Regions from separate parts of the Mus musculus genome. Here all the other regions are linked to region 1. A link is a loop called in an ENCODE intact Hi-C map of the cell type or tissue named here. Cell type or tissue: left cerebral cortex. All regions are shown on one strand. Region 1 overlaps Capsl (calcyphosine-like). Region 2 has its middle 62 kb from the start of Gm19276. Region 3 overlaps Dnajc21 (DnaJ heat shock protein family (Hsp40) member C21). Region 4 holds the start of Spef2 (sperm flagellar 2).

Evidence for each region. Peaks named below come from ENCODE experiments on the same cell type or tissue, not always from the same donor. Only the 100,000 strongest peaks of a DNase experiment are listed, where the experiment ranks them.
Region 2: a loop joins it to region 1, with 4 times the contacts of the local background. A loop is called at or near these places in 4 of 42 quality-filtered maps.
Region 3: it touches region 1 in a loop (4-fold over the local background); 2 of 42 quality-filtered maps call a loop at or near these places.
Region 4: it touches region 1 in a loop (6-fold over the local background); 15 of 42 quality-filtered maps call a loop at or near these places.

The regions. Positions count from the first base shown.
Region 1 is chr15:9,451,796-9,459,795 of GRCm38, reverse strand. It overlaps Capsl (calcyphosine-like), which reads right to left. Exons shown (of 5, transcript NM_029341.1): 2 at 1,963-2,099. The coding sequence starts at 2,099. Among named protein-coding and RNA genes, the nearest start is that of Capsl, 20 kb to the right of the region's middle. In left cerebral cortex, CTCF peaks have their summits at 4,369 and 7,631 (motif pointing right); a DNase peak (open chromatin) is centred at 4,361.
Region 2 is chr15:10,886,677-10,894,676 of GRCm38, reverse strand. No RefSeq gene overlaps it. Among named protein-coding and RNA genes, the nearest start is that of Gm19276, 62 kb to the right of the region's middle. In left cerebral cortex, no CTCF peak of the experiment used is centred here; a DNase peak (open chromatin) is centred at 4,212.
Region 3 is chr15:10,456,981-10,464,980 of GRCm38, reverse strand. It overlaps Dnajc21 (DnaJ heat shock protein family (Hsp40) member C21), which reads left to right. Exons shown (of 12, transcript NM_030046.2): 2 at 1,001-1,094; 3 at 2,635-2,758; 4 at 2,983-3,105; 5 at 3,557-3,861; 6 at 4,875-5,026. Among named protein-coding and RNA genes, the nearest start is that of Dnajc21, 9.5 kb to the left of the region's middle. In left cerebral cortex, no CTCF peak of the experiment used is centred here; DNase peaks (open chromatin) are centred at 1,204 and 3,792; H3K27ac peaks cover 2,485 bases.
Region 4 is chr15:9,744,167-9,752,166 of GRCm38, reverse strand. Spef2 (sperm flagellar 2) reads left to right here and starts at 3,299. Exons shown (of 37, transcript NM_001305042.1): 1 at 3,299-3,455. The coding sequence starts at 3,398. In left cerebral cortex, a CTCF peak has its summit at 3,202 (motif pointing right); DNase peaks (open chromatin) are centred at 3,279, 3,575 and 4,755; H3K4me3 peaks cover 412 bases.

The DNA of each region.
Region 1 (8,000 bases):
CTGGACAAGGGGACTGAGAGGAAGGAGGATTTCCTACCATGCTGGGAAATGAGAAAAGCCAGACCTGAGAAGTGTAGGACAGAGAGACTGCCAACATGTAAGAGTTGGGGATCCTGTTGCAGGGGGGCTGCAGGCCTGGGTCCAGGGCAGCCAAGATGGAATATAAGTTTTAGTAAGTAAAAATTCAAGAATATTGGAGTGGAGAGGGTGTTAGCCACTTGGAGATTGTGGAGTAGGCCAACCATTGAGCTATTTAAGGCATATTAAAATATAAAGCTGCATATGTATGTCTTTCATCCTGGAGCCCAGAACACTGAGGCAGCTAGTGAGGAAAGACCACCACCACCACCGCTGAAGTGAGAAAGGGGGCAGGGAAATCAGGGTTCCGGCAGCCTTGAGTATAGATAGAATGACGTCTGCAGACTGCTGTGGTGACAGGGGTCTACTTTATTGTTTAGGAATGTATAGGGTATATAAGGGCTTTCTTAGGGAGATGAGTGGAAGGAGCTAATTGTTCCTGTCATCAAAGGAGCAGGAAGGGCTGATTGGTTATAGTTCAGCACCTAATTATCATGTAGGAAGGTAGCCAGGGGAGCCATGTGTGCTGAGTTATGCAGCCTTTCAGGGAGCTCTGATAAGGTCACTTTTTATACAAAGCCAGTCAAGGCCAACCACCTGTATTCAGGGACACACAGATAGGCAAAGACAGGGAAGCCCCTCTGAGAAGAGGAATCTCCCATTTTGCAATGAGCTCTGAAAGCCGCCCAGTCATGGGGGGGTGAGACCTTAATAGCAAAGTTCCCCACCACTTGGACCACTGAAAGGCACATCTAGAAGATGTTTACTCTCTTGGTCTGTCCCCCTGTGCAGCCTACAGAAGCTTGTCCACCCATGATGTCCAAGGCTGTGCTTATGTTGGATATTCAATATAATTTGTTAAATGCACACAAGATCCATCCTTAGGAGGCTCACAGTGTCCTTTCTCCTTGGGATTTTCAGTCCTCACGTCTATTCCCACTATCAAATATCAGAGAATATAGGAAGAATCACCTGGCCCACAGAATGCTACCAGGAATGAACACTCAAGTTATCCCATGAGCAGTTACAGAAACAAGTAAGACAAGACAGCCTAGCTGGGAGCAAACTCTTAGAGGCGATCTCATGTAGCCGAGACTGCTGGGCTTAACTCATTATATAGCCAGAAAAAGACGCTGGACTGCTGTTGATCAAACCTCCGCCTCCCAAGTGCTGGGAAGCCACCATGCCTGCTTCCCAAATTCTTTAATCACTGATCCACCTCCTTCCTCTGCTGCAGCTCAGGGGAGGGCCTTTCTCCATGTCCTTCCAGGCACTCACTCTAACTGGTGGTTTCCTTACCCCACATTGCTCCAGGAGCATCCTCCCTTGCAAAAGACACATGCTTTGCGAATTTGGGGTTAAGCATCAGACATTTCATGAGGACTCGGATATTGGCTTTCTCAAACAATGCATTTCATAGATGAGAACCAGGGGCCTTACAAGGAAATGATTTGGCCAATAGCACAACATCAGTGCAAGAGTTTCCCAGCCATTTCTTTCCACTTCCTTTCCTTGCACCTCCAACTGTGGGTTTTTGAAAGAGAATGGCTCCCTTAAACACAAACCTTTGAATCTTTGGTCCCCAGTTGGTGGACATACCCAACCAGTTCTCTCTCTCTCTCTCTCTCTCTCTCTCTCTCTCTCCCTCCCTCCCTCCCTCCCTCTCTCTCTCCTTCCCTCTTTTCTGTTTGTGGATCAATGTGCAAATTCTCAGCTACTACCCGAGTGCCATGCCTGCTTGCCTGCTGCCATGTTCCTTGCCATGGTGATCATTGACTCTAAGCCTCTAGAACCATGAGTCCCAAACTAAATGTTTTCTTGCATAAGTTGCCTTGGTCATGTTTTGTTATTGCAATAGAAATAAATAACAAGACACCATCTTACCTGCCAAGTCCTTTGATGCCTGCAGAACCTCTGGCCAGGCACTGCAACCGAAGTCTTTCAATAGGATCAGTAGCTGTGGAGAGCTTTTTCTTGGATTGGATTGCCATCTCCCGGTCATGGCGCGCTGTCCCTGCCATCTGGTGGGAGAATCCACAGCATGTTAATGGAGTTTACACCCTACTGCCTACCTCTGGCTGGGCAGTTGACAAAAGGAAACTTACAGCTTTCTGTTCACTCCCCTCCAGGGTCCAGTCTCAACCTTCCCAGAATTTGGCATTTTTGACTATCCCAATTGTGCTCCTGGTATATTTGCAATTTATCAAGTTACAAAGACACCCACTTCCTTCACTGTGGACAATAAGTAAGCACACAGCCATTTCCCAATATGCTTTGATTCTTCCAAAGCCTTCCTTCCCACCATACAAACAGGTCCTTATAGAGAAGGGAAAGGTGTCAGGTAAAGGGACATAAGAAAGAGTTCAGAAGCTGCTAAGGATGCTAAGTTGAAACAAATCAGAAGGTGGGTACACATGGAAGTGCCAGAAGCCATTTATCCTGAAACTTTTTTTTTTTTTTTTTGAGACAGGGTTTCTCTGTGTAGCCCTGGCTGTCCTGGAACTCACTTTGTAGAACAGGCTGGCCTCGAACTCAGAAATCCGTCTGCCTCTGCCTCCCAAGTGCTGGGATTAAAGGTGTGCGCCACCACTGCCCGCCTGAACCATTATTTAATAGTAAATTTCTCAGCATTCACTTGTTTGAACAAATTGTGTGTGCTCTATATTATTTTTATTTATAATGCTCCATATGCCTTTGACTCAACATTTAAAATTCTCCAACTTGGATTAAATGCTAACCTCTGTTGCTTTTGTTTTCATTGTGTTTCTCAATATGAATGCTACTGATGCTTAGCAGTAACTCATATATTCCCTTTAGGAGGTTAATAGCCTCAATACCTAACAAGGTTTATAAGAAAATTGATAAACCAATTCTCTCCCCCTCTCTGTCTCTGTCTCTGTCTCCATCTCTCTCTCTCTCTCTCTCTCTCTCTCTCTCTCTCTCACACACACACACACACACACACACACACACACACACACTCACACCTTTCTCCATTTGTTTTTGTTTGTGTAATAAATATTCAGATATAGAAGAAGGTAACCTGGGCAGTCCAGACTTAGTTCGCACAGCTCTTACTTCAGTGGAAAAAGCCCAAGACCAAAATCCTAGAGACCTGATTTCTGACAATATCATGATGTCACTGACATCACACCCCACACTAAAGTGTTTCTGAATCCAAAAGACCCTTTGAGCACAACATATGTCAGGTTGGACTTGGCCTACAAAGGAGTCCTTTAAACCTATTCATGGTGAATATGAGCTTACCCCCCAAAGTCTCCACTATTCACTGCTTATGACAATATGGACCAGAGAACACACAGCACCAGGATCTGCTCAGCATCTGATGAGGGACACAGCAGGCATCACATACCACAGCAGGAGCATGCTAGCTCCAGGACCCTTTGCTCTTTTGTCAAGCCATACTATAGTCAATATGGAGATCCCACCTGTAGACTTCCTTTAACTTTAATTTTTATCTCAGAGATCCTACTCAAAAGTGCTATTGATGCATGAAAGGTGGGTGCACATTAGGAACAGGAACCAAAGTATAGATTGGTAAAATAACTTTCCTGCAAGTGGCCTCAAACAGCAGACATTGGACTTTTGAGTCTTAGCAGAACTCTTTCTCTTCCACCATGTGTATCAGCATGTAAGTGAATTTTTCTGGCACTTTCTTATGCAAAATAAAAACAGAGTTTGGGAAGAGCAGATACTGGGAATTGGGACTCTGCCTACTTCTGCCTTCTGAGGCCAATTCTACCAGGGATGATGTAAGCTGATATCTCTGAATATGACTTGATAAATTCAGGGGGGAAATTATAGCCAAGCATGGTGTTTGAAATGCCCATATTAACCATCCTTCTCCATAATTTGGTCCCTCAACTCATCGACAAACAACCAATATTTACTACGTTATGTCCTCTTTTCAATGTACCATCTCAGGCCAGGAGGAAAGAGGGGTACCTGAAAGAACCACGCTCTTAATTTGAATTCTGAGGCCTAATATTAAAGCAGAACAGGACAAAAAAAGTTTTCAGGACCTGGGGTTTGAAAGAAAGGCAGGATAGAGTCCTATTTCTGATAAAGAAATACACACTCAAGAGATCTGAGGTTTCAATGGCACATGCAGCCTCTGGATACAATATCATGATGTCACTGACATCACACCCCACACTAAAGTGTTTCTGAATCCAAAAGACCCTTTGAGCACAACATATGTCAGGTTGGACTTGGCCTACAAAGGAGTCCTTTCTGACGCATGTGACCACAGCACCACCATGTGTTGGCTCAGCATATGTACAGTTCTCTCATCAGAGGCACAGTTCTGTCCATGTCTTCTATGGATGTCTGAGAGATTCATTACCTCTAACCAGTTTGCTAGGTGTGGGGCAACGGAGGACACAGATGGCCTGGAATCCCCCTCTAGTTCCATGACCGAGCTATCCAAGGACGCAGATATCACAGCCCAGCACACGGACTTTCTGAGGTGTCACAATGCCTACATTTTACTCATAATAGAAGGTAAAAGTTATCAAGGCTAGAGCTATGAGACTCTGACAAGGCAGAGCACCATATATTTTAGACGATTGCTGTACCACATGCTTTGGACAAAGCAGAAGAGTAAATAACATAAGTGGACCAATCTTTATTTTCATTCCCTTTGTATGTGTCCATGGACATGTATGTCACATGTGTAAGGGTACACAAGGAGGACAGGAGAGAGCTGGACGCTCTGAATCTGGTTGTGGGTAGGTTTGAGCTGCCTGACATGAGTGTTGAGATCTGACCTAGGGTCTTCTGGAAGGGCAGCAAGTGGTCTGAACTGCTGAACCAAACCATGGAAGGCTGGTGGAGACTGAAAGGAAGTGTTGGAAGGAGAGATGGGGAAAGTATAAAACCAGCCAGGTAACTGACTTCCAATTCAAAGGAGCTTAGGATGAGACTAAGGGATGAAGGTGGACTACAGTGCTTACAAAAAGGAAAGAACAGTGATGTAGAGAACCCTGTGGGTGAATTGAAGAGAAGGTACAGAAGATAAGGTGTGCGACCAAGTGGAGCCTGGTGCATCCAATATGACAGCTGGACCCTTTGGACAGTGATGAATTCATTTAAAATGGCAAGTGACTGAACTGGGAGTTTGAGGGGAAGGGAAGACTAGGGTTACAAAGCTGTTGATTGCCTCTACCTCTCCCTACCCTCGCCCAGCTACACACACAATGGCAAGTGAAGGGGATATCCACAGAGCAGCAGAAGGCAGTGACTGGGAGATCTGGAACAGAGGCTGAGTGGAGTAGCCAGCCACAAAGGAGACTGGTGCACTGGGGCCAAGCTGGCTTGCTCACTCCATCGCTCTTTTGTACAGTTGGCTGCTGCCCCTGACAGAGTTCTCAGCCAGGATTTCCAGCGTTCTTGTCGGATGAGATGTGGAAAGTTGCAATTGCAGGGATCTGCTTCTGAGAGCATGTCTTTTTCTTGTTTTCTTTTCTTTCTTTCTTTTTTTTTTTTTTTTACAATAAAGATAAATTTATTTTGACTATCACGTGAAAAGAGAAAAGAATGATATGTGTCATAAGGAATTTTTTAAACATACAGAAAGATAGATGGACAAATGAATAGATGAATGGATAATAGATAGATAGATAGATAGATAGATAGATAGATAGATAGATAGATAGATAGATAGATAAAAGAGACAGAGACAAATGTGTCTTCCTTTTATCTTTACTATTTTCCTGCTCAAGAAAGCAAACATGTGTCCTTTCCTATAACCTCAGATTTTTTTCTTTTATTTAAAGTTCATGATTCTTATTAGTCTTCCTTCTCCAAACTTCACACACAAGTTTATCAAGTCTATTCTGCATTAATCTTCCTTCCTTCCTTCCTTCCTTCCTTCCTTCCTTCCTTCCTTTCTTCCTTCCTTTCTTCCTTTCTTCTTAAAGGTTCTGTTTAGGCTTACCTGTAGGGAATAAAGATTCAATAAGGCCCCACCTGCACTTCTCCACTCCATTGGGTTGTCTTAGTACTACCTGGTGGCTGCAAACTGAATTATCCCTCCCTCTTCCCTCCTCCCTCCCTCCTTCTTCCCTCCCTCCTCTCTCCTTCCTCCCTCCCTCCTTCCTTCCTTCTCCCTCCCTCTGTGGGTCCCCATGGCCTTGGGTGAAGACAGAATGACATGGCTCCTGCCCCTGGGACACGGCCAATATACTTGGGCCTCCACAAGTGTCTGTGACTGCCAAGAGCATAAGGCTTGTTTGTATATGTTGTACATATTTTCAGGGTCCTCCAAGGAATGTCCTCCCAGTTAATGTTAATGACTTCATGGCACTTAGAGATAGCAGGGGTCCTGAAGATGAAGGTGTGTCTAATGTCTCAGCAAAATGGTAAAAGCTCGGACCTCCAGGACAGCCCTTAATATATATAGTATTTGAAACATATATAATTTTTCAATTATGCAAAAATGTTAGGATGCAATATAAATTGTATAAGGAACAGATGCAGCAACACTATGAACTGGCTTGGCAGAAAGATACAAAGTCAGGCAGATACAAATGCAGGCCAATTCTTGAGTTCAAGGTCAGCCTGGGACAGAGGGAACTTAGGCACAGGTGTGGTAGAAATGGTAATTTCAGGACAAGGTCCCACCCAGCAAAGTTTACAAAGGCAGGGAGCTCTCTGAATTCTTTTACAATGTTTTAAAATAAAAATGTGCTCGCTGTCTCCAACAGAGCCTGGGGTCAGAGGGTGCTGATTCATAGGATAATCAAAGGTGAACCTGGAGTAAATGCCTGGATTGATATGTAAAATAAAAGGCTGGCTTCTGTTCTGCAAGAGATGAGCTATTGGCAGAGAAAATTTTTAGATTAGCAAGAAAGAACTGCTTGGAGAACTGTCTCAAGCAGAACCTAGAGGGCTGTCGAGAGATCTCCAGAGAAAGTAGAACAGAGAGAACAAGCTGGAAAGCTTTCTCCAGCAGAGCACAGGCCACCAGCTTAGACCCACAAATTGTTTCGCAGTTCCCAGACACCAATTCCTCAGAATCCTTCTCCAAGCCAAGGCTGGTCCTTGGCATCTCTTCCTCCTTCTCTCCCTCTCTACATAGCAAAGAACCTGTAAACACAATAGTAGACACAGTCACTGAAGTGCAATCTCTAGTATATTTTCCCACATGTCACAAAACACCAAATTCTTCCACGTCCAGTTTATTACTAATTCCAAAAAAAAAAAAGGTGTCTTTTTGGGTGCTCAAAAATGAAAACGTGCCCTTGGTTTCCCTAACTAGAGGTCAAGGAAACTGAAGAAGTGTTGGTCTGCTCAAATAAAATTGAGAAAAAGGAGTCAATCTGTGAAGATGCAGAGGGTAGAGGGTAGACTTATAACAGAAGACCCAGCAAAGGACATGCAGGGGCAGGGCTAGGGAATATACATCAAGGAGGGAAATGTCTACTCTCCTGACTGGTGGGGATGTGTACCACAGTGATGGGCTCAGTCATTTAGTTTCTGCCATGTTCCTTTGTCCCTAGTGCCTGAGACACAGGGAATGTGTACTACCAGAAAACCACTGGGTGGCAGTCTCATGAGCCCAGCCCTGTAAGTGCCATTTTGGGCATTTCTGTAGTTGTTAAGCATCCATGCCATCACATTAGACTATTTCAAAAACAAATGACCTAGTATTGCTGTAATAGTTCTGCAGCTTTAAAACATTGCCCCGTAAGAGTAGAATAGAGTAGGAAAGCAATCTACAAAGCAGGTGGCTACTGGTTAAGACAGAAGGGCTTTTAAGCGATTCTGGGGAGGTCGGGGAGAAGCAAGCTGGCTTTCTCTCCAGATCCTCTCCTAGCTCTGTTCACTCATACTTCACCCTGAGGAATGTGACCACGACTTTTGTTGCCTTTATATCCATTTCCAGTACAGGTTTGTTT
Region 2 (8,000 bases), 1.4 Mb before region 1:
AAATTTTAAATACATTTTTATTATATTCTTTTCCATCTCTACCGATTCATTCTAGATCACCACCCCCAATTCTCTATCCACCCAACTTCATCTCTCTCTCTCTCTCTCTCTCTCTCTCTCTCTCTCACACACACACACACACACACACACACATGCATACCCCAAAACAGAACAAAAAATGAAAAAAAAAGAAGAATGGGGTTCGTTTTATGTTGGCCAACTGCTTCTGGTCACGGGGCACACCCTGGATTGTGGTTGTATACACAATGACACTCTTTTGAAAGAAAGAAAGAAAGAAAGAAAGAAAGAAAGAAAGAAAGAAAGAAAGAAAGAAAGGAGAAAGTCAAGACAAGACAAAACCTTTCCTGGCAGCCATCAGTGGAAAACAGCTTCTTGGTTTGTGGTAGAACCTTGTGGTCACTCTACCTTCTCTGTGCAGGGTATTTGTGAGGTTTGAACCTGTGCAGGTCTCCTGCTTGCTATCACAGCCTCTCTAAGTTCATCTGTGCATCACTCCTGCTGTGTTTCCTTGGAGCCATCTACCACTTCTGGCTCTCACAATCTGTCTCGTTCCTTGTCTTTTAGATCCCTGAGCCTTGAAAGGTGTTTGATAAAGATGCCCCATTTAGTGCTGTGAATCCCAAACTCTCTCATTCTCTATACATTGTCTAGTTGTGGTTCTCTGTGTTATTACCATCTAATGCAAGAAGCATCATCTCTGTTGAGGGTTGTTACACTGATCTATGTACATAACAATATGTCATTATGAGTTATTTTATTGAAATGTTCCTCTAGGAGAACAAAGTAGTAGTTTTCCTTCTAGGGCCATGACCTATGTAATCTCAGGTTCTTGGCCACTTCAGCAGTGTAGGGTACAGGCTCCATCTCATGGAGTGGGCCTTATATTCAAGCAAAAAGTGGTTGATTACTCCTGTAACATGAGTCACCATTGCACCCATATATTTAAAAGGCAAATCTCTGTTATGGGTTGCAGGACATGTAGCTGCGTGAAATTGATAATTGCCTAGTTCACTCAGTACTGTGCAAAGTACATTCCAGCACTATGAATACTAACCAGTAGAAATGAATCTCCTAGTTGTACATCAGTTTTATTTCTCCATTATCAATGACATAAATAAACTGTGTCATCTGGGATAGGGCCTTATCCTCGAGTTATAGAGAGTAACTAATAGCCTTTGCAATCGTCTATGATATCTGACCAAGAACTCAATGAGATATAGCCTATTCCTGGCATTGGAGATTTTACCTGATAGCAAATGTCTAGTTGGGACATTCTCTCCCTTATTGCATGGTGAATCCATTTTAATTTCTCTCATATCGTGAGACCCCGATTTAGAGTGTTTCTCCCTAGAAGGTAAAGCCCCTGGACGTTACCCAAGCTTGTTTTCCCTGATCTCTAAAAATGCAGTCAGAAAGAAGCTCTTTGTTCTCTATAGCCAGCAAAAAGCCTTTTGTTTCTGTGCCTTACAGCCAGAGATGCAATAATTGTAGGAAGACCTACAAGGACATGGAGATAGATGCCAGAGAGGAGGCTGCAGCTCACTCCCCCCCCGCCCCCCCCACCCCCGCCAGAAAGGAGCTGTAGCCAACTCTTCTCCCAACTCCTCCCAACTCTCCTCCCAACTCCTCCCAATTCCTCAGCTAGCTGTTAAAAGCCCCCTACGGTCACCACTCGGGTCAATCTCCCCTGCTCTGCATGGCAGAGGGACTTCAGCTAGCTGATAATAAAACCTCTTGCAGTTTGCATCAGGTGTGGTTTTCTCTCGGATCACTGGGGTGCTGGACAGATCATCCCGGGACTTGAGCAGAGGCCCAGCTTCGGAAGTCTTACAATATAACTATATGTTCTAAAAAGTTCCTACTATAGAAGGATTCTCTTTTGCTCAATGTGTGTATATGTAATTATTTAGACTTTACAACTTTATTGAACGGATATTGGCAATTTAAAAAGGAGTAGCTTTTAAAAACTGCTCTTTTTAATGCCCATATATGAGAAAGTTAAAAGATGACAAAGTTTGAAAATGAAATGGCCCCTAAAAGGATTATTCATTGAAGATTTTGCCCTCAGCTGACGAGCTATTGAAAGATAAGTGAATTAAGACACTAACTTTATAAACAGTCTAGTCTATTGATGATCTCATAACTGATAACTGATGACAGCAGGCTTGAGAATATCATTGTGCCTTGTTATCCAACCTTCTTTGTCTCTCTCTGTCTCATGGAAGCCAGGAGGTGAGGTGCTTAGCTCTGCCATTGTCTTCCAGTATGGCATTCTGTCTTACCGCTGGCCCAGAAACAGTTTAAACTTGTGTCAGCTACCCCACCACAGCAGAAAGCAGCCACCAGCACAGTTGACAATCCAGCATCTATTGCTCTTTGCTGTACTTTTTGAGATGGAGTGACCTGGCCTGAGGGTCAGTCAATGGGGTCTGCAAGGGAGAGAGTGGGGATGGAGGGGCAAGAGACACAAAGAATGGAGACAAGACAGTATGTCTAATTTATTGAAAGGCAACTATGGGTGTGTAAGTACAAGCTGGGGAGTGCAGCTGGAGACACTTAATCACAAGTCCAGGATGTGTCTGAGAAAAACAGGATGTTATCAGAGTGTGTTTAGCTGTGGTGGGCTGCTTGCAAAAACATCATGCTAGGAAAACAAGTCTCTCATTAGGGTGGGAAAGTACCAACCTGTAAGTAAATAGCTCAAGATGGCTGCAGAGATGATAGCCATTTTCTACTAAGAGTTGGCTCCCAACAATGGAACCTGTGAACCTGGAGCATAGCAATTTAGCTAGACTGAGTAGCCAGTGAGCTCCAGGAAGCCACCTGTCCCTGCTTCCCCAGCACTGAGATTACAGGCATATGTGTCCAGCTTTTATTTAGAGTGGATGCTGAACATCAGAACTCAGATTCTCCAGTTTAAATCACAAGCATTTTATTGTCTGAGCTATCTCCTCATTCCAAGTGAACCAACTGGTCTCAAGAGCCCCAGCTGCACCTAGAGCTCCAAGTAGAAAGGGGTTTGGCTGAGCTTGCTAAGTCTCTGGTCTTCCCTTACTACCGTGGCAATGACTCCTAGATATTCAATGTTTTTTTAAAAAAAAAAAAACTTTGCAAACTACAGAGAGGATGAGATGAATATGTAGGGTTAAGACCTTTCTTTACTTCATGGCTTCTTTGGAAGAGGAGTTGCTGAGGCTGAAGAACCCCAAGAAAAATCTATAAACTTTGAAAAGTTTGTTCCAGTTCATTTTCCTCACGGCAATGGAAGGGCGTGCCGATAGCAGATAGGTATTTGACAGGCACGGTTGCTTTTAGCCAAGCCTGGTCCCAGGGGCAGCAAGCCAGGCCAGCTCCTCTCGTAAGGTAGGGCCTCCACCCAGAGAAAAGGATCTTGCTGATGAGAACTGGGATAACCAGAGAAAACAAATGGAGAGCCAGTCCCCAGAGCAGGCTGCTTGGCTCTGGGTGCTCTCAGGAGAAGCAGTCAGAGTGACCACCAACCCTTTTGGACAGTGAAGAGCCACACACTGGTGGCATCTCTGTCACAGCAAATCTTTCTAACTCCTGCTCCCTGCCTCCTCTCTCCAGCTAATGGCTTATTTCTCACAACCCAACTTCAGTGAGTCAGGAATTCTCATTCATGAGTAGGCTAATAGCAAATAGCTTTGAAGATGCCAGTGTAGGATTCTCCTAACTATCCTAGAAGAGCCTCCTAGGAAACTGTTCCTTCATGCGATACTCTGCACCAAGTTCTATGCTTTCAGAAGGAAAATGGTCCTGGTCCCTTGTCAGCAAAGTTTTACAGGGAGTGTGGAGGTGTTTTCAGTGGTACTAGATGGAGAGGTAGAGCTGGAACCCACAGTGGGACGTGCCTGGGGAGAGACTGACAGGATGTGTCCCTCTGGGAGCTGGTTCTGGAGGCAACGGTTGTTTCTTTTCCAAGAAGTTTCAGACTCATTCATAGACCACCGTGAACTTACAAAGGAACTGTTAATAAAGCGACTTCCAGCTAGGCTGCAGCAGGAAAGGGCAAATGCAGAGGCCATTTGCCAAACAGAAAGAGAAAAACAAGTGATGCCCAGCAGACAAGACTTTGGACTTCAGTCTGTTGACTGGAGTCCCAGAGGCCACAGGAAATGGTTCAGAGCTCGGCATAACCTCTACAGGCAGTGAATGGCAGGCCCTGGAAGCCAGCCAGGATGACTAAAGCCTGCTTTACTCCAGCTTTTAACGAGTCCTCTGAGACACAGTGCTGGACAAAATCTCGCAGAACAGCCTGTTGCCTGATGCAAGTCCCCACGGGGTAACTTGGATGTGGTTTTATGCAATTTAAAAGCCTGACTTAGGGCTTGAGAGATGGCTCAGGAATGAGAGTATATAGTGTTCTTGCAGGGAGTCTGTGCTCAGCTCCTAACATCCACATCAGGCAGCTCACAACTGCCTGAAAGTCCAGCTCCAGGGGATCCAACACCCTGTTCATGGGCACCTGCTCTCAATGCACACATCCATGCGTAGATATACACGTGTGCATTCACGTGCATACATGCACACGCTCACATACTGTATATATATATGCATATTTTACATATCAAAGCAGACCTGGCCTCCAGGTTCTCCCAGTGTCCCTCAGTCCCCCAACCCTGAACTTTCCAGCCCAGCTCCTCACTCTGTTTCTCCTTTCCTTCTCTCTCTGTGTCACACCCTTTCTTTCTCTTCCCCCTCCCCCCACCCCTTCTCTCTCCCCATGGTGACTTCCCTGGCCTCAGTCCTTAGGGCCACTGAACTCACCCGAGAGCAGCTTCCCAATAAACCTACATTTAATATCATCTAATCTGGTTTGAATTGGCTCATTTCACCAGCAGAGAAATAATTTATAAGTTAGCACCAAATCCCCCATGACAAGGCAAACGACCAACATGGACAGCACCCAGAATCTTCCCAGCCTACAAACATGTAATTACTTCCCCTCAGAGTACTTCCAGGTCGCAGCCCACCTATACAGTGGAAATGTGGCTGTGTAGAACCAAGGTTTGTGCTCCCAACACTCGGGAGTCTCCAGGTTTAATGAGGTATTCTGCCCCCCACAACCTCCATGATAGCTTTTTGCCTGAGAAGTCTGATTCCTGGTCCCTAGTCACAACTCAGGGATGATAGTGGTACATGGATCCTACTACACCACATTCCTGATCCCTCCTTTGTTCCTCTCAACTTAGATTTTGTTCTGGACGTCCCTGAACACCTGAATCACTTGAACACCTCCTAGCCTAGCCTACTAGCCAGAGATAGCCACATATACCATCTTTGCCAATGGACAGCAGGAGAAATCCACTTCCACCTCTGGGAAGCATTTTGCATAAACCTGGGTCCTTAGCCACCTTTCCTCCTTTCTACTCTACAAGGGCCAAGATGTCTATAGCCCCAAGGACATTAGGCCACTATGATGTGACAAGTAGATTCCATGAGCAGCTGGCTCCAGCATATGCCAGCAGCTGCCTACCACTAGGCTTCTGACTATGAGGAGAAAAACCCTTCTTTACCTCAGCTATTTCTCCTAGTGGGGATTCTGTTTCTTGCATTCTTGTTCTAAGTAAAGACTCAATCTGTTGTCTGTATCCTGAGGATGAGGAAACCTTAGAGCTACAAAAAATATCAAAGACAAATCAGGGCAACAAGTAAATGACAGAATTTAGCCCAGTACCCAGTGCTCTTTCCCACTACTGTAGAACAGAAGTAATAGCAAGCCTTCTGAGATGTCTTTATATAGTCTTTCCTTGGTATTACACTTGCCCATCCTAGAACTGCCCGTTGCTTGGACCCATTCAAGACTCTTAAGATGGGAGTCAGATGATTAAATCCTCTTCCAGTCAGCAGAGTCCAAATCAATGCACAGACTACCTGAGAAAACCAAGGCACACTCAATCACACACACACACACACACACACACACACACACACACACACACACACACCTCATATATTTGGCTTCACCAAGACAAGGTCTCCTATGACGACTTGAACCTTCTGGCTCTGGAAAGAGAGATGGGGTGGAGAAAACATGGGAGCTAAACTGGGTAGTTAGTAGGCTAGGAAGCCGAGTCCAGCTCGAGATCTGCCGGCTAAAGTTACAAGGAAGCAGGGGCTAGAGAAAAGAGTGGGCCCAATACAGAGACAACACACAAGCAGAAACAGGAAGGATGCCAAGTGGGATCGTGGGGCAGATCCATCTACCCTACTGCAGGCAGTACCTGGGGAAAGCATATGAACAATAACAAAAATCACATGTAATTGATCAGTAAAGAAATCTTCTGTTGGTCTGATTTCCAAAACACCACTATAGTTACAATTGCATCTGAGTAACACCTATGCAATGCTTTTGATAACATGCCTCAAGGAACACTGCTGTCTAAATCGAGGTTACTTCAGAGAATTGCCAGTTAGCGGTCCATCTTCACACAGCTACACAGTCTGTGCTATAGAAATGCACTTCACGGTGGCTTGCTTTTGATCTTAGCAAAAAAGCTAGGAATCAACCAATTACCAATGTCAAGCAGTAAATATCTGGCTCATGTGATACAGCCCATTTCTCTAAAACCCGATGAAACTCAAAATGAATCGTGACAGAACAGTGCTTCAAAGAGGAAGAAACAAGAGGCGTTACTTCTGTTCACATCATCACGGTGAGCTTTTCATTTACATTCAATCAAAGCCCTAAATGTGTGGTACTGTCTTTGCCAAGAGTAAAATTAAATTCATTTATAAAATTTTTAGTGGATCTAAAAATGTTTACATTTACATATATTCTTGCTCAGTCGTAAATTAGTTTTTAAAGGACAGTTAATCAAGAGAAAGCGGTTGTCTCTGGCTATTATTGCAGTGCATTTATCACTTGCCGTTGGCGGTGTCAATTATGCGAGTGTAGCTGTGTGACAAGTGCCTCGGGTGCACTGCTATCTAGGCACTTCTCCCACCACTTCTGCTTCCCGGTTGTATGTGACTAGCTCAAGGACCGAGGAGGTGGAGCACTGAGGTTCGCCTTCACAATCATTTCTGCCTTCCCATGCAATTTAGAAGAAGGAAGTCAGGGAATTAGGAGATAGGAGAGTTGTCCTGGCCTATTTATTCAATTCCCTGTCTTCCTATTGGGCCAACATATTAACTGATCCTTCTCTACAAGGCCATAATTTATCAAACAAGCCACCTACCCTATCTGGATGTACTGGCTGGTGTGTGTGTGTGTGTGTGTGTGTGTGTGTGTGTGTATTTGACACAAGCTAGAATCTTCATAGAGGAAGAGACCTCAGTTGAGGAAATGCCTCCATGAGATCCAGTCAAGAGAAGGAACAAGCAACCAGTTGACAGGGATTAAATATAGGATCATTAAGAAAAACAAAACAGAGTAAGGTGGAGTCAGGAGGACAGAGAGATGCATAGGAAGAAGAAGGGAGGGACACTCGGTTTGAAGGAAGTTTTGGAGAGAGGGCCATTCCTGCTGGGACATCAGCTGAGGAGGAAGGTCAGCAGGGTGCTCTCTCTGCTGTTGTGAGCTAGCAGGCTTTCACCCCAGCACCTGGCTCCTAAGTCTTCATTGGTGTCTTCGTTAGGGTTACCATTGCTATGAAGGGACACCATGACCAAGGCAACTCTTATAAAGGACTACATTTTATTGGGGCTGGCTTACAGTTTTAGAGTTTTAGTTCATTATCCTCATAGCAGGAAGCTTGGCAGCATGCAGGCAAACATGGTGTGGAGGAGCTGAGAGTTCTATATCTTGATCCAAAGGCAGACAGGAGAAGACTCTCTTCCAGGCGGTTAGGAGGAGGGTCTCCAAGCTCACCCCCACAGTGATACAATCCCTCCAACAAGGCCACGCCCACTCCAACAATGCCACACCTCCTAATAGTCCCATTGCCTGGTCCAAGCATGTTCAAACCCCTACACTTGGCAAAAATCAAACTATTGAGATTTTTGTTAAAAAACAA
Region 3 (8,000 bases), 1.0 Mb before region 1:
TAAAACAGCAAACAGAAAAACTAGTGTGTATCAGTTCGTTATGCAGACAGACACCCAGGGTTCTGAAACATAAATGTGGGAGTGGCTTAGCTTATAGCTTCTGCTGAGGCTATCTCACCACTGTTGGGAGGACCTGCTTCCAGACTCACGGGCATTCGGTGGCTCCTACCATTTGTTCCTCCTACCCTCTGTTCTTCATCCCTTGAACTTCATTCCTTGAAGCTATCTGAGTTCTTTACACTGTCACATGAGTATTTCTGGAGACAGCAAGAGCCCAGAATGGAGGCTGCTGTCCAGTCCAGTCCCATCTCTTAGCACACCTTGCTTTCCTTCTGCGCCTGCTGTTGGTCAGACCAGCACTGCTGATGAGGGACTTCAACAAGAAGGAAGAAGAGATCACTGCTGTTGCCATTTGCAGGCCAAGTTGCTTTTGTGATTTGCAGTTAAGGAAGCATGACCAAGGAAAGAATAATTAGCATGTGCACACAAAAAGGTGCATATGTGGAGGTGAGAGGACAAGTGGTAGGAGTGGGTTCTTTCTTTCCTACCATGTGGGTCTCAGTGATTGAACTCAGGCCGTCTAGCTTGATGGGCAGCATCTTTATCCTTTATTGTACCCTGTTAGCAGCCCCTACTATTTAAAATTTATATATATTTTGATACACATATTGATACAGGGTTTAACTATGTAGCCTTTACTAGCCTGGAACTAGTTAGACTAAGCTGGTCTTGAATTCTGAGATCCAACACACACACACACACACACACACACACCTGTGTACATGTGGGTATATGGCATTTGTACAGGTATGCCATGGAGGGTACATGGAGATCATGTGTAGGCCAGAGGGAGAACAGCTTACAAGATCCAGTTTATCACCCTGCCATATGGGTTCCAGAATTGAGTTCAGGCTTGGGAACAAGCGCTCTTCCCCACTTAGCCATTTTGATGGCCTATGCATCTACTTTTTTCATGACTAAATTTCTGTGACTTTAACAGATAAAAATCTGGACAATGCCGCAGAAGCAGCTGAGCAGTTTAAATTAATCCAAGCTGCATATGACGTCTTAAGTGACCCTCAGGAAAGAGCGTGGTAAGTATTATGTTGCCACTTTTATCCGTGTTTAATTTGTTAGTAGGCATGGTCAATGTGAGGTCATTGGTTTCTTAACAGTTTACCACACTGAGTGGTTGGGAGTGCCCTGAAACATCTGTCACCTCTTGGTTATGTAAAGTGCAGTATGTGGGCAGGAAGGAACTAGGATGATTATTCCAACTGTCTGCTGTTATCCATGAAGCAAGTCTGCTGCTGTTACACAGCTCTAACTTAGATGCTGCAAGTGCTTTCTCTCTCGCTGAGCGGGTTCCTTTAGTGTATGTATGAAGAGTTCATTGTAACATAGGAAGGAAGTTTGGGTTTTGTAGTAATTCTTGTTTTAATTATTTTAATGTAAGAATTATACATTTCTATAGAGCACTTGAATAAATTCTACTGTGCAAATAGGTCCTTTTAACAAAGATGAGCTCCTAATACAGTTTAATTTTGTAACAAGAATCTGTATGTTTGAGGTTCTGAATTTTCGGCGTCTAGGTCCTGTTGCAGATGAATAGGTTTTGGACTCAGACTTAATAGTGAAAAATGCTGCTCCTAACAAGGTTCTGCCCTGAAAGTCATCTGCTTAGACTCTGGACAGCTTACTGATTCTCAAAAGAGAAAGGTTTAAAAGCAAGTTGTATACGAATTCTCTTAAACCTCCTAGAAGAGCTTAAACTTTTCTCTGACCAAGCATTTTGAAATTGTGAACTAAAGCCAGATGTGCCTCTTGTCTTTGCATGTGGCCCCTGTCCTCAAGAGTCACCTGGGCTACCTAGGGGGAGTTTCAAGCCACCTTGGGCTATATAGGGAGATCCTCTCTCCAAAAACCAAACAAAACCATTTTCCTTCCTTTACAGTGTTGGTATCCCATGTGGCTTCTTTTTACTTAGTCCTCCTCTCAGTCTTAGATTGTCTCATTTCCCCTTAAAGCTCCCGCCTGCTTGTTTCCCTGTTGCCTGGTACTTGTTACCATTTTGAGGTGAGGAGCCCATCCTTTGAAGTAGGAGTGACCTGACTTTGAATTCTGGTCTTGCTTCTTACAGACTCTATGATGATGAGCAACCAGTATTATCAAGCAAGGATGATAATAAATACTATTACAGACTTTTTATGAAGAACAAATTGTAGTGTCGGTGTGGGTGTGTCTCCTAGCTGTAGTTTATATAAATACAAATAAGTTTTTCCGGTAACTGATGGTAAATTCCATCTTTATGGACGATATTATGTTCAATACTGTACCACTTAGTAGTTCTCTTTCCTATGGATTTCAGCTTCCTGTTGAGGAAGTCTAGATTTCCTAGTTGATAGGGGCTACTATTATATATGGTATGAGAAATTGCAGGCATGATTTTAATCTCCAGTTCCTGAAAGACTTCCTGGTTTTTAAATTGTCAGCTTTCTTTAAAACCTTGAGGCTATGAGTTGCATGTGTGAGACATACTGCACTGTTGTGTCAGCTGATTGAGGAAGACAGGTCCAGTGTGACATTTTATATAATTGCATTTAATTGAGTCCCTTTCACTTCTGAATTTTTTAGGTACGATAACCACCGAGAGGCCTTACTTAAAGGAGGGCTCGATGGGGAATATCAAGATGACAGCTTAGATCTGCTTCATTATTTCACGGTTACCTGTTATTCTGGTTATGGGGACGATGAAAGGGTAAGATAGGAAAACTTCTACTTTCTCCTCAAGTGGTTAAGTACAACTCAAATGTGGGGCTGTCCTAAAATTGTATACAAAGTGAATGCACGTCTGTTTAAGCTGTGGGCACGTGTGGGTGAAGGGCACTCGAGGTAGTGAGAGCTGGCCCTTGTACTGCCTCAGCACTAAAGCCTGTTTTCTGTGGTTCACTGAGTTTCTGGCTTGGCTTTATTTTGTTTTAGGGGTTCTATGCAGTGTATCGTGTTGTCTTTGAGCTGATTGCAAAAGAAGAACTGGAGTGTATGTCAGAGGGAGATGTTGAGGATTTTCCAACCTTCGGCGACTCCCAGAGCGACTATGACACGGTGAAAGAAAAACTACCTTGCATCTCACTCTCCCGGGCTCTCTCCTGGGGTTTTCTAGATGTACAAGAAACCATCTTTTGTCTCCTGAGCTGGGTTTCACCCTCATTTTTGCCGGAGCTTGTACTGACTCTTGACTTGTTCTCTCTGTGGTTGTAGTAGTCTCTTTCTACAGTCTTTCTAGCCAGCGAGACTATTTTTCTTTTCTGAATCTGCCTAGGAGAATGAGTGTCTTTAAGAGAACTAACTGCCTTCTTGTCCAGTGATTGACGTTAGTGTCTGAGGGTCTAGAGTTGTGCTTTAGTGGTAGAACATTCACAGAGGCCCTGGGTTCAATTCCCAGCACTGCAAAAGCTAAAGAAACACACAACAGAAGGAATCTTAGATACATGAAAAGAAAGCTAGAAGATATTTTATTCCTTAATATTTTCTGCCTTTTTTTCTTTGACACTAGGTGGTCCACCCTTTCTACGCTCACTGGCAGAGTTTCTGCACACAAAAGAATTTTTCCTGGAAGGAAGAGTATGATACCCGGCAAGCCTCGAACCGCTGGGAAAAACGAGCCATGGAAAAAGAAAACAAAAAAATTCGAGACAGAGCAAGGAAAGAGAAAAATGAACTGGTGCGCCAGCTGGTAGCCTTCATTCGTAAACGAGATAAGAGAGTGCAGGCCCATCGGAAGCTTGTGGAGGAGCAGAACGCAGAGAAGGCGAGGAAGGCAGAGGAGATGAGGAGGCAGCAGAAGCTGAAGCAAGCCAAGTATGCAATCTGGAACTAGCTCCTCTCTGCTGATGTGGGTCTGTGTGGATGTCAGTAGGGTGGCCAGCATGGTAGAGTGTGTCCAAAGGGAGCCAGCACGAAGCTTCCATGTTAAGTTTGGTTATTATCCTGGCTTATAGTTTTTCTTTTTAAAAATCTGTGAATTCTAGCCTTGTTTCTCTACCTACATGTAACATCGAGGTTCTGTATGCATCCTTCCTTCAGAGCCTTTATCCTTGATCCTCTACTGCAGTGTGTTAGCAGCCGGTGCTGATGGAGTTCTTACTCTGGTGGACGTCTGTTCACATGCTTTTCTGCTTTCTCTTATAAGGAAATGAGGCCTGTAGCAGGCAGGTCGCACCGCACCTAGGAATGGAGTTTAAGAACTTTAACACAGAGCCCTGCTCTTTAAAAAAAAATATTTTGCCGGGTGTGGTGGCGCACGCCTTTGATCCCAGCACTTGGGAGGCAGAAGCAGGTGGATTTCTAAGTTCGAGGCCAGCTTGGTCTACAGAGCGAGTTTCAGGACAGCCAGGGCTACGCAGAGAAACCCTGTCTCAAAAAACCAAACCAAAACAAACCAAAACAAACCAAAACAAACCATCATTTTGTATGTGTGGGATACTTGTGTGGAGAGGGCAGCTTCCATGGACCAGTTCTTTCCTTCAGATGTGGGCTTCAGATTCTCAGGCCTGATAGCAAGTTTTTTTCCTGCTGAGCCATCTACCAACCTGCAGAGCCCTGCTATAGCTACTATGCAGTATCTTGTACTGCTCTTGGTACTTAACACTTAAAGTCACCTGAAGACTTTGCAGTCAAAGCTGCTGAAAGTTGTATTTCAAGTTCTATTACTTAGAACAGTTAAAACCAACTCAGTGCCAGTGACTTTGCACCAGTTGTAGCTGAGGATGGGTGATTGGTTTCCTCCCATTGGCAGCATCAGGGGCGTTCTCAATAGGGTTGGTTTTAGAGCTGTGCTTTCCAGTGGGATTGAGACTCTGCTGTGTGTCTAGGCTGGCAGAGCAGTACAGAGAGCAGAGCTGGATGACCATGGCCAATTTGGAGAAGGAGCTCCAGGAGATGGAAGCAAGGTACGAGAAGGAGTTTGGAGATGGATCAGATGAAAACGAAGTGGAGGATCAGGAGCCCAGAAACGGATTGGATGGTAATGTTTCTTGCTAGATTAAGTAAATTTGGACAATAAATCTTACTGTGTGTACTTAGATGCCCGCAGTGTGGCTCAAGAGTAAGAAACTAGAGAACAGAAGAGGAGATGAAAATCCAGAGAGCATCTGACTTGTACTTCACCGTACATGGCCACAGTCCTGTTTTCTAGACTGAACTAGAAATTGGGAGTTCTAATGGGCAATCAAAGAACATTTTGTTAAGCATTTTGTTTGCTGTTTGTTTTTCCAGATAGGTTTTTCTTGTATAGCCCTGGCTGTCCTGGAACTAGGTCCTCAGACCAGTTGGCCTCAGACTCAGGGATCTGCCTGTTTCTGCCTCTGGAGTCCTGGGATTAGAGGCGTGCACCGCCATGTCCTGCACACCTTAATATCTCTTTTAAGACAGTAGTTGTTGGGGGCTGGCAAGATGGCTCAGTGGGTAAGAGCACTGACTGCTCTTCTGAAGGTCCTGAGTTCAAATCCCAGCACCCACATGGTGGCTCACCACCACCCGTAATGAGATCTGATGCCCTCTTTTGGTACGACTGAAGTCAGCTACAGTGTACTTATGTATAATAAATAAATCTTAAAAAAAAAAAAAGACAGTAGTTGTTGCATAGGAGTGAGTGTGTCATATGTGCCATTCCTCCCACTTAGGGCTTCCGGAAGGTGCTTTACCTACATTGTCAGAGTGCAGACACTGAGTGTGTATGTGTTTAACACGTTAGGTTGAGGCCTTTGAGAACTGCTGACCAGGCCGGGCGTGGTGGCACACGCCTTTAATCCCAGCACTTGGGAGGCAGAGGCAGGCGGATTTCTGAGTTCGAGGCCAGCCTGGTCTACAGAGTGAGCTCCAGGACAGCCTGGGATACAGAGAACTGCTGACCAGTAATCCCGATTTTCTCATGATTACTAGCTCTTCCACCCACAACACTGATCTGAATAGAGTTCCTACTTCTACTTATTTATAAACTGTAGATTTTCTGACAAGTAACTCAGATGACATCTTTTTTTCCAAAATGGTTTGAGTATAAATGGTTTATTAATGAGTCAAGTAGTATGTACTTTGAAAAGTATACAGCACTGTATAAATGTGAAATGATCTAATTTAATTACATTTCTATAATTTATGAAGTCCTTTTACATACAAGACTTTGCTTGGTCTTCAGAAAATATTCCTTAAGTGGAAATTTTACTAATGGAATTCTCTTCATTTAACTGGTGAGAAGAGTAGGAGTCTAATGTTGTGGGCTATGTCTGAGACACATGAGTACTTTTTAAAAGTCCAGATTTTTCTTTTTCTTTCTTTTTTTCTTTTTCTTTTTTTTTCTTTTTTTTTTTTTTTTTTTTTTTTTTGGTTTTTCGAGACAGGGTTTCTCTTTGTAGTCCTGGCTATCCTGAAACTCACTTTGTAGACCAGGCTGACCTCAAACTCAGAAATCCGCCTGCCTCTGCCTCCCAAGTGCTGGAATTAAAGGTGTGTGCCACTATGCCCGCTCTTTTTCTTTTTTAAAATTTTACTTTTTTACAGTCTAGTCTTGCTCCCCGCCCTCCCACAGTTCATTGTCCCATTCTTCCCCCCCCCCCCCCCCCCCCCCCCGTCTGCAAGAGGATGCCCCCCTCCCCACCAAACTTCCTCACTCCCTGGGTCCTCAAGTCTCCTGAAGGTTAGGTGCATCTTCTCCCACTAAGGCCAGACCAGGCAGTCCTCTGCTGTATATGTGTCAGGGGCGTTAGACCAGCTCACGTTTGCTGCCTGGTTGGTGACTCAGTGTCAGAGATCTCAGGAGTCCAGGTTAATCGAGACTGCTGGTCTTCCTTTGGGGTAGCCCTCCTCAGTTTTTTCCAGCTTTTCTCTATTTCAGCCTGACTACAGTCCATTGGTTGGGTCTAAGTATCTGCATCTGTCTCAGTCAGCTGCTTATTGGGCCTGCCTCTCAGAGGATAGTAGCCATGCTAGGCTCCTGTCTGTAAGCACACCATAGCATCAGCAATAGTGTCAGGCCTTGGAGTTTCCCCTTAAGATGGATCCCAAGTTGGGTTGGTTGGTTATTGAACTGCCTTTCCTCCATTTTTGTCCCTGCAGTTCTTTTGACAGGAACAATTCTGGGTCAGAATTTCTGACTGTGGAATGGCAACCCTATACCTCCACTTGATGCCCTGTCTTTCTATGAGACGTGGACTCTACAAGTTCCCTCTCTGCACTGTTGGGGGTTTCATCTAAGGACCCTCCCTTTGAATTTTGAGAGTGTCTCACCTTTCAGGTCTCTGGTACTTTCTAGATGGTCTCCCCACTTCTTACCTCCTGAGTTTGCATATTTCCATTCATTCTGCTAGCTCTCTGGGCTTCTCTCCTGTCCCCTCCCCCCTGATGCCCAATCTTGTTCCCTTTTCCACCTCCTCTTTCCTCTCCCACCCTCTTTCTGCCTCCCTTGATTGTTTTCTTCTTCCCAAGTGAGATTGAAGCATCCTCACTTGAGCCCTTCTGCTTGTTAACCTTGAGTTCTGTGGATTGTATCCTAGGTATTCTGTACTTTTTTGGCTAATATCCACCTATTAGTGAGTACATGTCCTTTTGGGTTAGAGTTACCTCACTCAGGATCGTATTTTCTAGTCCTGTCCATTTGCCTGCAAAACTCATGATGTCCTTGTTCTTAATAGTTGAATAGTATTCCATTGTGTAAATGAACCACATTTTCTATATCCATTTTTCCATTGTGGGACATCTGGGTTGTTCCCCATATCTATTCAATAGTGTGTGTGAAGTTCTGGCTAGAGCAATAAGACAACAAAAAGAGATCAGGGGATTGGCAAAGAATAAGTCAAGGTATCACTATTTGCAGATGATATGATAGTATACACAAGGCAATCCCAGAAATTGTACCAGAGACTTCTAGAGCTGATAAACAACTCCAGTAGAGTGGCTGGATATAACTCAGACACATCGGTAGCCTTCCTCTATAGAAATGATAA
Region 4 (8,000 bases), 290 kb before region 1:
TAATACACACTCTCCCCTTGTCCATGACCTCTTCAGCCATGGGCCCTTGGCCAGGCTTAGTCCATCATGAAAGTTGTTGGTTACCTGCGTAACATCTATGGCACTGTTGCAATAGCAGTCATATATATGAAGGCTGACCACCATTGTAGCTCACACAGTTCACAGTGGGATAACGCTGTTGATGACTTTTCTATCCCAGAATCCTACAGAGTACTTTCCTCACTATGGAAGCCACACAGAAGCAAGCTTGTAGGTTGCTTGCTTTCTTTTTCTTTCTTTCCTTTTTGTTTGTTTTGTCTTATGACCCAAGTCTATGATGTCTTCAGCTGTTGGGTCTTACTATGAAGTTATAGCAAATAACAAAGGGAAGTTACAATAAAATGTATTATTTTGGGGGATTATAAGAGGCACCCTCATGGCTAAGAACTAGAAAGGAGATATTCCACATCTGGCACTATGAAGGAGCATTAATTTTTTCCAGTTATATCTATTTACTCATAATAATTTTATTTGTCTTAATGGCTCAACAAAATACCCGTGTGTGCATCACTCCTTTTCACTATATTTTCTTCAGTTAGTAGACATTAAGGCTATTTCCATTTGCTAGCTATTTCAAATACAGTGCCAGTGAACATAGGCAGGTAAGTGTCTTTATAGTAGTACATAGTGCCCCTTGGATGCATCCTCAGAAGTGATATAGCTGGCTGTTATAGTAGACCTATTTCTAGCTTTTGAAAAACTTCCACATTGATTTCCATTATGGTCATAACTAAAGGCAAAACATGGGGAAAGCCATTTCCCATGTTCACACATCCTTTTGTGATTACCATGTTTGTCCAGAGGGATTGCTCCCAGCCCATAGCACAAAGGAACAATAAATTGCATAACTTAATTCATATATTATAAAATAAGTGATGTGTGTTAAAAGGCCTCTTGGCACACATTGATTCACACCACAGAATTTCAACAGTTCTGGGCTTGCAAAATAGAGAACAAATGTGCCCATTCAGATTCTACTGGAGCATCGGAGCCTACTGGACCTGAGAGGAAAAGTCTGTCACCGACTGTTAAATGAAGTAACTTTGGGGAGGAATTATGATGTTAGTTAAAGAACAGGATTTGATACAACTAGTGATTAAAAATTTAGGACTTTGCACAGCAATGTATTGCTCATGGTGGAATTAAATGGGCGGTAATGTGGAATTAAACATTCAATGAATCAGACAACCTTCATTAGAGAGTTACTGGGAAAGCCTATCATTTAATTTCAATTGCAACGCAAAAACTGCTAAGATTTTGTAAAGTAGAAGAAATAGGATTAAACAAGATTAGCATGTCATAAGTGTTCAGAAATGCTGGTTAACTTAATACACAGTGATATTTAAATCACAATAAAGCTCTTATCAAGAGTAGAAAGAAGTATGGAAGTTACTGACTCCCTGGGGCTACGGTAAACGTTTGTGGCTTACAAATATGTTTGAGTTGAAGCTAGAGCTTAAAGAGTTTTCAGTGTGTCTTTATCATGTGCTATACTGCTTTTAAAAGTTTATTTTATTTGTTTGCTGATGTGTGTAAGCATGCACACTTCCACACAATATTCATTATATATACTCTCACTACACTTTCTTTGATTTCTGACCACCACCTTCCCCTACGTTTGCCTACCTCACATTTATAGCTTTGTGTTATGATTTTATAACCCACATATTTTTTTTACTGAGGTTGTCTGTGCAGCCATGAGTTTGTAACTGTCTATTGGAGAATGGTAAGAAATATCCTTTACTCTATATGCAAATACACACATACACTTAGTGCACACACAGATACATATATAAAGCAAAAATATTCCTTATGAATATATACATATTTTTGTCTTATTACATTCAATGCCTTTTTATTTTTCTACCCAAGTCAATTATGTACAGTTCCCTTTAAGGGTTTTTTATTGGCTCATTGAGGAGTCTAGCCATCGATAAATACATAGTAGTGGAATTCATGTTAGTGTTTAAGTAAAGAGGTATAGTAGGACTTTAGGAATTGTGCATGTCACACAGGACAATTAAAGAGAACACTCAACCTGGTGGTTATTTTGGTCCTGAAGGCAGAAAGCATTTACAAAAGTAGATATCAACTGAGCTAGGTCACTCTAAAACAGGCAGAGAAGAGGAAACTAGAGGGTGGTCAAGAGGGAAGGTGAAGAAATGAAAGCTCAGAGGCCAACTGAGCTTTAGAAACTGGCATGAGTCTCTATGTGAAAATGGACATTCATGAATAAATTCAAACCAGCTATGTGAAATAATTGCCTTCTGTAACACAAGCAACTCCGATCTACTTGAAGCATGGATGAGATGCAAGCCCTCTCATTGCCTTACAAGAAAAAAAGCAATTTTGAAGCATGTGCTGGTCTTCTACCAGAAGCAAGTCATCAGAGTATGTGAGTTTTCATTTAACTTCCTCAACTTGTAAAGCAAGCATTGTGTCTGCATCTAAAGGAAAGAACGGTGAGGTTCAAAGACATTAAGTCATTATTTCCGGGGCAAAGAATTTGTGAAATCAAAGCCAGACAGGATGGCTCACATAAACCTCATTGTGAAACTTGGGCCTTATTGATAGTAAAAAAAATAAATTATAAAAGTATTACAATGAATAATTTAGAGAATTGCTTTTATTGAACAAATTACAGTTCAGTGCACATTACCACTTTTCAAACCAGCTTATGATTTCAAATAACTCTATATAGTCTATCCTTGGTTATTTACAGAAGAGAAATCAAGGTTTATAGTTCATCTGGCAATGACTTTTTTTTTTTTTTAAGAAACCTCTTATTATAATTGCTGCTCACACTCTTTTTTTTTTTTTTTTTTTTTTTTGGAAAATACATTTTATTTTTTTTTTCCATTTTTTATTAGGTATTTAGCTCATTTACATTTCCAATGCTATACCAAAAGTCCCCCTTACCCACCCACCCCCACTCCCCTACCCACCCACTCCCCCCCTTTGGCCCTGGCGTTCCCCTGTACGGGGGCACACAAAGTCTGCGTGTCCAATGGGCCTCTCTTTCCAGTGATGGCCGACTAGGCCATCTTTTGATACATATGCAGCTAGAGTCAAGAGCTCAGGGGTACTGGTTAGTTCATAATGCTGCTCACACTCTTTAGGCCTTCTTTTTGCACTAGCACAGGTTCAGGTCTTACAAGCCAGTAGGGGGCAGACAACAATTTCTGATAACTACGGCTATGCAGTGGGGCCTCCTCCTCTCTGAGCCGGCGACCTAGCTCCAGCCTGAAAGAGCTTCCTTAGCAACTGGTTGCCCTGGGCGACGGGAAGACGCAGTCCAGCTGACTGAGTTCCTGGAAAGTTCCTAGCACCTGCAAGCAGTCAAATTCACCAGTGAGCTATGTCGGAAATCCTGTGCCAGTGGCTCAACCAGGAGTTGAGGGTGTCCCGGACCGTGAGTGAGTGAACTCAGCCAAGGGCAAGCAGTTGAAGCAAGCACGGGATGGTGGGGTGGGGGTGCTGATAGAAAGTAGCTCCAGAGTGTCTAGCAGTGCCTGGCAGTGCTGGCCTGCCCTCCTCAGTGCTACCTAGCCACACTGGGGCTTTCTTATTTCATCATGCCTCTGACATTAGACCTCATCACGTGGTCTTAGCCCTCAGATTTTCTGATCTACTCTCTATTACTAAGGGACGCTAAGTTCTAGGTACTGGTCTGTTCCTGTGTGGAGTAAAAGTTGTTCCTGTCTGTAGTCTGACTGTTGCTTTGCTTTCATGACATCCGCATCAAAATGTGCAAGACGAATCCACGCAGGAAGTGCTTTCAACAGTTACAACTTTTTTTCTGTGTTTCCTCCAGTATAAATTAGATCCACTTGCACTCTCCCTGCTTAACAACAATTGTAGATCTGTTAACATTTGTCAGTTTTAGGAACTTTAAGCTTCCTTTATCCTTTATCAACTTTGGCCATTTGAGGTACCTTTTCTAAGCTAACCTTACTTGATTTTAGCAGAGGCATAAAGTTGTACATGAAGTTTCTAAATTCTTATGGCCCAGGAAGTTACAAACAAGTCAGATTTAGTGGCAACCAGACACTTCCTCTTCTCCTCGCTGGGGGAGGAATTATTGTTTCTTTATTGGTAGCTCATTTTCAATTGCTACGGATTTTCCTTCAGGCAAGATGCTTTCAAAACGAATCATTTCAACATGACCTCCCAGAGGTTCTCTTGCTTCTCTACCAGTTGCTACCAATGGGAGCAGCGGTGCCAGTTCACCCTTGGGTCATCCATAGAAGTTGCTAGGACAGTAAGTAGTATTTGTGCAGGTGTGAGATATCTAAGGATCTTCAGTGAGGAATATTCCAAGTTGCATTACGTGAGGCATAAACATTAGACTTATTATATCCCAAGGCTTCTCCACCCTGCTTTGAGCAATGATAGATTCTTTTTCCCTGTCCTGTCTCCTTGGTTCTCTGAGAGTTTCTCAGCTCAAATAGGATGCTAAACTCAGGACAGTATTTATCATGTATCATTTCCTCTTTCTCTCTCACAGTACTGTCCACCAAAATGCAGTATCACACCCAAGGTTGCACTACTCTGAGGGAGCAGTTACACATTTCTTAGCTTAAGTTGGTTCATTTATTTCATAATAAGATCCACACCATTTCCTCAAGTCCACAGGACCCTTGCAGAGTAAGACACTTTGGGGACAAGCAAATAGAGTTAACCATACACATGAAAACATTACATGCTGTTCTAATACTAATAAGTTTGAGAAATATGGTTTGGGAAGAAAGTATGACTTCATTCTGTGAAGATTAAAAGCTTGGAGACATTTTAAATAAAAATTATAACACCACAAGCTATGAATGGAAAATTCCCAGATTGTCTTTTCCTGCAGGATAAATCTGGAACTCGTTAGCAGAGACACTCCATGATAATCTCATTTTAAACACTAGCAAGGCAACCATTTCTGAAACCCAATTGCTACAAGAAGACTAAGTACACAGACTCTGATGTGGTCAAATTGTGCATGTAAAGGGCTATCCAGAGTACAGGGAATATATTTGATCAAGATAGAATTCCTGTGTACTTAATAGAACACACTGACTCTTGTAGATATCATCTCATTAGATAAGCTGTTCTGTGGGTATGATGGAAGATTTTCAATAATTTGTAAAATTTATAATATAAAAAATGTAAATTGAAGAAAATAATTTGGTGCCTTCTTGATAAGAGCTGTGTAAGAAGAAGGGATTGGCGAGCATACTGCCAGGCCTTAAACTTCCTATTTACCACTTAGTAACCAGTAGCCTAAAGCTCACTGTACTTAAAAACAGCATTTCTAATGACACTTCATGAATTGTATCAAAGTCAAATGGCTACTATGTGTAAAACATTAAATAGTACTTAAAGGGCACATAGTGAGTGCAAAATCTCATTTCTGAGAAAATCTGAGTCATCTTAGGAAGAATCAACGTAGAAGGATATTTGCTATGCTGATTCTGGAACAGAAAGAATACAAACAGCCTTAAAAATATAGAAATAGTTGCACAAACTTTCTTCTTTTATACCATGGAATACAGTAAATTTTTTGTGTATTTTTGAGTAAAAATATTGTAGCTTTCTGTAACTAGTATTATTATAGTTTTATTAACTATAAAATACATATACAGATATATTCACAGGTATAGAGAATAGAAATGCATATACAGTGATGTACTGTATTGTTAATATGTCTGTAAATCTTCATATTGTGATTTATACAAACATGTTGAAGCTATGTAAAAATATAACCAAATATAACCAAGTATGTCAATGCTGGTTACCCTGGGGAATCAGGTACGTACACACACACACACACACACACACACACAGAGATAGATAGATTATAGGTAGATAGATAGATAGATAGACACATATATGTTTATATATTTGATGATTTTTCATTATTTGGATTGAGCTTGTGTTGCTTTTAGAGTTTAAAAGGAAAATTCTACATAGTATTAAAATAAGAAATTCAAAAGTAGAAGTCAAACTTCATGAAAAATAAGAGAAAAAATCTCTAGTTAAACAGGTATGCTTTTGTATTAAAGTATTTTATGGACTCTTTGAAGAGTTATTTTCTCAAATTAACATATAATTTATAATATGTAATTATATAAATATATATAATATAATTACATAATATAATACATAAAATATCTAATTAACATAAAATTAATAATTATAGTCCATTAAACACATATATGTATATTATAGACTTTTACACTAGTTTTCTTATTTGGTGTTAAAAACAAGCATAAAATTAACATCTCCAAATAAAAATAATAATGAGAATGCCTGAAAATTAGTCATAGATACACACTTAATAGAGCATAAAGCTAAGATGTGAGCCTAGGTCTCTGACTTTTGCTTTAGGTACTACATTCTATATTAGTGTTTACAATTAAGTATGTCTATATATTAATATCCATTAACCAATTCATCTTCCTTTTAAGCATCTATTTAAACTCACTTTTAAGGGTTATCATCCAGCTGGGTGTTTTGTTGTTGTTGTTGTTGTTGTTTTGTTGGTTGTTTAGGGCTTTTTTGCTTTGTTTTGTTTTGTATTGAACTTTAACCATTTAGCCTCCCAGCAAAGGTGGGATTGATCATTAATGTTTGATTAAGAGCCATTCAGTCCATTTGTTGTGGAACAATGAAGTAAGATGACGTGGCCATGTAAATGTCTTGATAAGAGTAAATAATCTCTATTTATTGGAGAGACAGTAAACGCCAATTGATGTCTAGATTAACTTGGAAGCTAGGTCCTGAACTACCTTGCTTATCAACAGCAGAGCAAGGGTATTCCAATAATCTCAATCTATAATAGTCATCTTCTACTTGGACAGGTGTGTGTGCTTGGGAATCCCTAGACAGCTGATAATTTAGTAGAGGAAGATTCCAATCTAGCCAATGAAACCTAATGGGCTTCAATAAGATATTTAATTGAGTCATTTCCCTGAAAATAATACTTAGCTGTATAACTTAATGAGATGTATTAAACTACAATGCAATGTATTATCCAAAGTGATAACTGGGATACAAGAATTAGTTTTGTTATGGTGTATGGAAATGTATTAGTATGTTTTAAATTTTAATATTTTTATTTTAATTTTTATTATGAAAATTATTTTTATTATATTTTCTCCCCTTCCCCAACTTCTCCCATATCCGTTCCCAGTCCTACTTCATGTTATTTCTTAAAACAAAACAAAACAAACAAAATGCATGCAGGTGTGAGTTCACACACATGTGCATACACATATCATGGAATCTTTTTAGTGTGGCCAGCTATAACTTAACATGAGGCTTTTGGCTCGTTATCGATATAACCAGTGTCATTTCATAATAGAAGACTTGGCTTCCCTGTTCCAGGAGCTGTCAGTCACAATCAGCTTCTTGGATAAGGGTGAAATCGGTGCCCACTTTTCCTTATCCATGCTGAGGGTTTTGTCTGGTCTTGTGCATGCTGGCACAGTTTCTGTATGTTCATATGATCCTCAGTCCTCTTGTGTCTGGTAAATGTTACTCCCTTAGAGTCTTCCCACCATTTCTGGCTCTTCAAACTTTCTACCTTCATTTCAGCATCGATCCCTGAGACTTAAGAAGAGGAGAGGAATCTAATAAAGATGCATCATTTAGGACCAAGGGCTCCAAAGGCTCACACTCTGCATATTGTCTAGTTGTAAGTCTAGCTCTCTGTGAATTGCTGTTTACAAGAATAAATTTTATAATAAAAACATGAGTGGCTGGATGGTCATTCCTTCAGTCTCTGCTCCACAATTTGTCTCTGTAACTCCTTCCATGGGTATTTTGCTCCTCCTTCTAAGAAGGATCAAAGTATCCACACATTGCTTTTCCTTCTTCTTGAGTTTCATGTGTTTTGCAAATTGTATCTTGGATATTTCGAGCTTCTGGGCTAATACCCATTTACCAGTGAGTGCATATCATGTGTGTTCTTT